2 separate regions of the Homo sapiens genome follow, and region 1 is linked to region 2. The links are chromatin contacts, found by Hi-C or POLR2A ChIA-PET in ENCODE. All regions are on one chromosome and are shown on one strand. Each heading gives the region's core, a stretch centred on a gene start or an enhancer-like site at or near the end of the contact. The rest is flanking DNA. Distances are from core to core; before and after follow the strand shown. Region 1 holds the start of MIS18A-AS1 (MIS18A antisense RNA 1). Region 2 holds the start of CRYZL1 (crystallin zeta like 1).

Evidence for each region. A loop is a pair of places that touch in the nucleus more often than their neighbours do. ChIA-PET counts read pairs that join two places held with the same protein, here RNA polymerase II (POLR2A). Pooled maps may share reads with other maps.
Region 1: a loop to region 2 is called in a map of CD8-positive, alpha-beta T cell, with 21 times the contacts of the local background. The contact joins the promoter of MIS18A-AS1 here to the promoter of CRYZL1 in region 2. A Hi-C loop is called at or near these places in 5 of 168 maps with a recorded cell type or tissue (B cell, CD14-positive monocyte, CD8-positive, alpha-beta T cell and 1 more), 7 of 37 single-sample maps with no recorded cell type and 12 of 50 pooled maps. POLR2A ChIA-PET finds 5 or more read pairs at or near these places in 1 of 52 experiments (T-cell).

Annotation. Positions count from the first base shown.
Region 1 is chr21:32,277,511-32,280,691 of GRCh38, reverse strand. It overlaps MIS18A-AS1 (MIS18A antisense RNA 1), which reads right to left and starts at 1,487. Exons shown (of 1, transcript NR_046576.1): 1 at 1-1,487. It overlaps MIS18A (MIS18 kinetochore protein A), which reads left to right and starts at 1,643. Exons shown (of 5, transcript NM_018944.3): 1 at 1,643-2,011. The coding sequence starts at 1,678. RefSeq lists enhancers at 1,230-1,449, 1,393-1,892, 1,893-2,394.
Region 2 is chr21:33,639,819-33,643,096 of GRCh38, reverse strand. It overlaps CRYZL1 (crystallin zeta like 1), which reads left to right and starts at 1,356. Exons shown (of 13, transcript NM_145858.3): 1 at 1,356-1,416. It overlaps ITSN1 (intersectin 1), which reads right to left and starts at 596. Exons shown (of 40, transcript NM_003024.3): 1 at 384-596. RefSeq lists silencers at 288-387, 398-737 and an enhancer at 1,208-1,617.

The sequences.
Region 1 (3,181 bases), core at 238-2,737, 1.4 Mb after region 2:
ACAGTCCAGGAAGGTCAGGCTTGGCTCTACAAAAGTAGAAGGGGCAAAGTATGGTGAGGCATGCCTGTAGTTCCAGCTACTTGGGAGGCTGAGGCAGGAGGATCGCTTGAGGCCAGGAGTTCGAGACCAGCCTGGGCAACATACTGAAACATCATCTCTGAAAAAATAAAGAAAAGAAAAAAAAAAGCAGAAGGAAGGAAGGGAATTCTATGGGTAAAAAAAAAAAGCCTAAATTATCTAAAGCATTTTCTTCCAGTAAGAAGGTGATTAACATGAGCATGGTGTGCCAGGGTTTACAAAGTATTTTCATGAATATTAGAAAACTCGATCCTCATGAACAACTTGGTGTAGTACTGAAGAAACAGACTCCATTTACTCCATGAAGAATTAGACTCAGGGAAGGCAAACAGCCTTTTCCACAGTTCCCTACACTGTTACTACCTTGTGGAGGGAGGGGTAAGTTAACCAGGACCACTGACTCCAAAGCTTTTGCTTTTTGCTAGTGGCTGTAAGCACTAAAATTGGAAGTACATTTACATAAATAGTTTATGCAACCAAGCAAAATAGGCAGTGACTTGGGGGACACCCAGAGCGTAGTAGGAACAGAGTAGGTCCTTGCAGGTAGCTTTCTTCCCAGGTATACCACCAGACTGTCTGTGGTGCAGCTGGCTGGTTCCCCGCCAGCTTTCCCTCCTGACCTACGGTGTTTTAGGCAGAGGCTGGCTTTCTGGGGCAGCTGAGGAAATCTGTCCTTATCATCAACAAGGGATGCTTCTTCCTTGCAAGGACGAATTGTTCCTTGATCCAAGCAGCAGGGACACTTCCAGGCTTTCCAGGGGCACTGCTGCTTCCTCAACTTTTTCCTTGCAGTGACAGCCTGAGTGATCCGGGGCCCTTCCCAGGGTCTCATTCCAGGGATAGCAGTGCGCAAAAGGACCCTGTGATGAGGGACTCCTCTATCCCCTTCCTTCTCCACTTCATGGAAAGGAGGTCCCCAGGAGCCGACAAAATAGAGCAGTGGTCATCAAAAGTGGAGCTGCTTATATACAACTATAATTAGTCCACTTACAAAAAAGAAGAAAAAGGGTGGTGGTCTGGCACAGTGGCTTACGCTTGCGATCCTGGCATTTTGGGAGGCCGAGTAGGGAAGATCGCTTAAGGCTAGGAGTTCGAGACCGGCAACATAGAAAAACTCCCCCCCCCACCCCCCAAAAAAGGTTGGGCTGCCAATACTGACAGCGTGGGCACGCCTAGGAGCTTGTTAGAAATGCAGATTCTCGGGCTAACCTGCTACCTGCTGAACCAGAGTCTGCGAAGATGGAACCTGGCGATCTGCTTAAGAAGCTCGCCAGGCGGTTCTTAGACACTCAAGCTTGCAACCCGTAACTTTCTCAGTGACGCTGCCCCTCCCACGGAAAGGGGTGAATAATCCTTAGGAAGACAAGCAAACAGGTCTGCATCATCAATTTCTTCAGGCTGGAAAACCTGACGCAGGCGCAGTGACTATCACGCTTGGCCAAGGCCGCACGGCGCGCATGCGCACTAGAGGCCGCCCGCCGTCCCGCCCCCTTCAGGCTTTTGCCCCTTCTCGGCCTCCGCCACCGCTCCCCGCCCCGCGCATGAGCAGCGGCGGTTTTTTTTCCCATGGCGCTCTGGGGCGCGGGCGATTTGTAGGTAATGGCAGGCGTTCGGTCACTGAGGTGTAGCAGAGGATGCGCTGGCGGCTGTGAGTGCGGCGACAAGGGCAAATGCAGCGACTCCTCGCTGTTGGGCAAGAGACTCTCCGAAGACTCGAGCCGCCACCAGCTGTTGCAGAAGTGGGCGAGCATGTGGAGCTCCATGAGCGAAGACGCGTCGGTGGCCGACATGGAGAGGGCGCAGCTGGAGGAGGAGGCGGCGGCTGCGGAGGAGAGGCCGCTGGTGTTCCTGTGCTCCGGCTGCCGGCGGCCGCTGGGCGACTCGCTGAGCTGGGTGGCCAGCCAGGAGGACACCAACTGCATCCTGCTTCGCTGTCAGTTGGGTCGAGCCGGGCAGGGGGGGCGTGGGGTCGCCTTCTTCCAGGGGTGCCGCGCGTGGGCGGCCCGGGAGGAGGCGGGGGCTCCTTGGGGCTGCCCAGGGACTTTAAGAGCAAAAAGTCTGAGAGTGTGAGCTGTGGCAGGAAAAGGGGAGGAGGGTCACCCCTCCACTTTGGCTCTCGGGCGGTGGGTTCTTTTCTGGGGTCCCCGATCCCAGAAGAGCAGTGGTTGAATCAGCATCATCGTGAGCATTACTCAGAAACAAAGGGCGACAAAGAATAACACTTTTAAAGACCCTAAAAAAAGAGAAACAAATGGTCAACTAGACTGTAAGCACTTGAGGTGCAGCCAGTACTATTACTCCCCATAGAAATTAGCAGGCTGTTGGTGTATCAGCGGATGCCTCTACAGCCTCCAGTGATAGAGCCGCAGAGTTGACGGAACACAGTGCTATAGGGAAGAAAGGGAAGGAAACTTGCAATAAAAGCACCAACAACCCCATGAAAACTGGCGAGGAAGGAGGATGTAGCAAAAGAGTTCAGAAGAAGGCAGGAATTAGTTTCTAATCCTGGTTCTAGCAGTTACCTCTTACCTCTGTTGTTCCACTGTTCCCTCATTTTGATGTTTTTGCAGTATTTAGGGATAAAGTGGTTCACATATTTTTTATGAATTGGTGTAAGAATGGCTGTTGTTTTTGGATTGTGATTTTTCAAGATGAAGTTTTTTCTGTCTTTGAATGCCGTAAATGTTCCGATGGCAGTAATTCACCACCGGCTTATCGACGTTTCTGGAACGTTTTCCTTGGTGTAATACTGGGAATAAAGGAGCACACCAGTGTCCAGTAGTTAACTGAAAGTTGAGATTAACTCTTTGCACCTATCAAAATCAAACCAGGCCGAGCGCGGTGCCTCAGGCCTGTAATCCCAGCACTTTGGGAGGCCGAAGTGGGCGGATCACGAGATCCGGAGATTGAGACCATCCTTGCCAACATGGTGAATGAAACCCCATCTCTACTAAAAATACAAAAATTCCAGATCAGCCTCGCCAAAATAAAAAATTAGCCGGGCATGGTGGTGTGCGCCTGTAATCCTAGCCACTCCGGAGGCTGAGGCAGGAGAATCACTTGAACCCGGGAGGCGGAGGTTGCAGTGGGCCGAGATTGCGCC
Region 2 (3,278 bases), core at 107-2,606:
GGGCAGCGAGGTCAGCCCGGGAAGGAGCGGCCGCCCGGGGTCCCCGCGAGAGGAGGGAGCCCGCTCGGCGGCGGGGCCGCGGCGCCCATTCATCCCCACGCCCGTCCCGCGGCCGCCACCCCACGGCCCACCGCGGCCCCCGGCCTCCCAGTGCGGGTCCGCCCGCCACTCCGCCGCCACCCCCGAGGACGGGAAGGACAAGGCAGAGGGGCAGCCGCTGCCGTCTCTCGGGCGCGCGGCGAGGGGCTAAGGGCGGCCGGGGAGACAAGCGCCGGGCGCGGGACGGATGCCCCGGGCAGCCATCGCGCAGACCCCCGCGCCGACCCCCGCCCCCGCTGCAGCCGCCCGTGGTCCAGGCCGCCGCCTTGCAGCCCTCTCCTCACCTCATCTCCGGGCGGGTCCGCGCTGCCGCCCCAGGGACAAATCAGTGCCGCTCACGCGCCGCTGGGAGGGACGCAGGAGCCGCAGCCCCGCACACCATCCCCGCCCGCCTCTCTGTCCGTCCCGGAGCCCGCTCGGGATTCTTCCTCGCGAGCCGCCGTACTACGGAGCAACCAAGCTACGCTCCCTCCCCTGGCGCCTCCACTCTTCTCTACCTCCTTCGCTCCCTCCCTCGCTCCCTCGCTCCCGCCTATCTCCTCATCTCCCTCCGCTGCCTCCCCCGCCCCCCATCCACCATCCATCTCCGCCCATAAGTGGGTGGGGAAACCGCCAGCCAATTGGAAGAAGGGGCCCGCACCTTCTCACCACCCCCTACCACTGGCCCCGCCCACCGTGCGAACCCAAAGAGGGTGAGCCAAAGAAATGTAAGACAACAGAGTGACAAGCCGAATGAGCCAATCAGCAGGGGCTGTGTGGGGGCAGGATTAGCACTCTCCCCCTCCTCCCCATGTAGGCGTAACAGGAGATTTATGGTCTGAGGTTGCCTATCGTGGTTTATGGAGATTTTGTTGCACGATTTCGGTGCATCTGCTCGTTGCCGTGAGAGACACTAGATAGGATGCACTTAATTGACTTAATTATTGGAGGTTTTCAAGGAGAGAATAATGTGGAAAGGAAAAAGGCGAAGCACAACCCAAAGGGGTTGGCCGGGCCTATGGTTGGAATGAGGAAGGGTGTGGTCTTCGGCTAAAATTTGCATAAAACGGAACCCATCCGGGCGATTCCAACTTCGCCCATTTATTGGTAGTCCTTGGGGCGGGGCCTCGCCTCTTTCTCCGCCCCCGAGCGGAACATGACGGGAGATGTAGTTCCGAGACCGGTTGCCATGGCGTTCTGGACAGCCTCGCGAGTCCGACCCCGCCCTTCAGGAGTGACGAGCGGCCTGACCAATGGGAGCAGGGGGCGGGCTCTCTGACGAAGGACTGGAAGGTGGCGGTGGTGAAGGTGCAGGCCGTTGGGGCGGCTCAGAGGCAGGTGAGCCCCGGGAAACGCGTCCTGTGTCTTGGGAAACGGGCCTTTAAGCGAAAGGTGGAGAGATGCCCCACAGAACCGTGCAGCCCTGGGGAGGATGGTGGTTCGCGTCGAACCCTAACCTGGGACTTGTTCGGGCCCAGGCCTAGCTTAGCTGAGGCCGCTGAGGGGTGGGTAAGACTAGATTTGAGGGACAGTTTCCTGGACCTTGACGGGTTTTGATTGTAGGTCTTATCTCAGTTTGCATCTCCCTCTACTTTTATGGAGGCAGAGGTCTGGGAGTGCCCTTCCACTTAATCTCCCAGGTTGGGTTTTTCTCCTCTGCTTCTTGTTCCTAGAATTTGAGTGTCTTTTTCTTTCTCTGTTACTTCTTCTCAGCCACTTCTTTCTTCCTCATCACTTTGCTGTTTTCGGAAAGCAGTTAGTAGTTATTCGCTGTATGTGGCTTTTGAGCCAGATCGGCCCTCTTCATTATGCTAAACGGCGGAATCATCTGGAGCGAGATGTAAGCATCGCCTTGGGATAGGTCTGGGTCGGGGCCGAACATCTGCGTTTCTAAGAAGCTCCCAGGTGCTGCTGTCCACGTTATGAGTAGAAAGGTTTTACCTGAACTCTGTCCAGTACAAATATAATGCGAGTCCCTTATGTCATTTTAATTTTGGGGTAGCTACATTTAAAAAGTGAAAAGAAACACGTGAAATTAATTTTAATTATATGTTTCATTTAGCCTAGTATATCTGAGACATTATCATTTCAACGCTTAAACAAATATTTAAAAATTGAGATTTTACGTTCTTTTCTTCGTATTAAATCTTCAAAATTAAATTAAAAAATTAATTCTTCAAAATTAAATCTTCAAAATCTGATGTGTATTTTCCACTTAACAGCGCATCTCAATTCCGACTAGACACAGTTGGAGTGCTCAATAGCCACCTGTGCTAGTGGCTGCTACAGTAGCCTACTGCAGAAATTAAAAGGTGGGAAAAATAAGGTTGCATTGACCAAACCCTTTGCAACTCTATGAGATGGGATTCAGAACTACTTTAGAGATTCTCTGTAATTGAGATGTGCCCAATTTACAGAAATAATAGTCAAAATAGCCAACATTTCTGAAAGTATGATGTTGCGCTGAGTGCTTTGCAGGTATTATTTAATCCTTATGGCAACCCTCTGAGATAACTGCTATTATTATCTAAGATATGGGATCTCAGGCCCAGAAAGGTTAAAATTAAGTAGCCCAAAGTCATACCGCTAATAAGTAGGAAAGCCCCGATTCAAACTCGGGTCAGTTATGACTTCTAAATCAGATCCCGCAGCCATTGCAGTGTATAATTACTACCTTTTATCACTAATTTCCCTTATCGATGCCTCTGTTCCAGCTTACAGCAGGGGATAAGACGTTTAGATTTGAAAGTGAGGTAGTTCGCCATACAAGATAAAGCTGCCAGCCTTGTGCAATGAAATATTTCTAAGATTAACTATGCTCTTTTTGTAGACCCAATGAACTACATTGAGCTCAGGAGAGTTTTATGAGCAGAAGAGCAAAAATACACATATTGGCCGAGCGTGGTGGCTCACGCCTGTAATCCCAGCACTTTGGGAGGCCTAGGCGGGTGGATCACTTGAGGCCAGGAGTTCGAGACCAGCCTGGCCAACATGGTGAAACCCCGTGTCTACTAAAAATACAGAAATTAGCCGGGCATGGTGGTGCACGCCTGTAATTCCAGCTACTCAGGAGGCTGAGGCAGGAGAATTGCTTGAACCCGGGAGGCGGAGGTTACAGTGAGCCAAGATCACGACCACCACACTCTAGCCTGGGCAACAGAGTGAGACCCTGTCTCAAAAAAAAAAAAAAAAATACACAT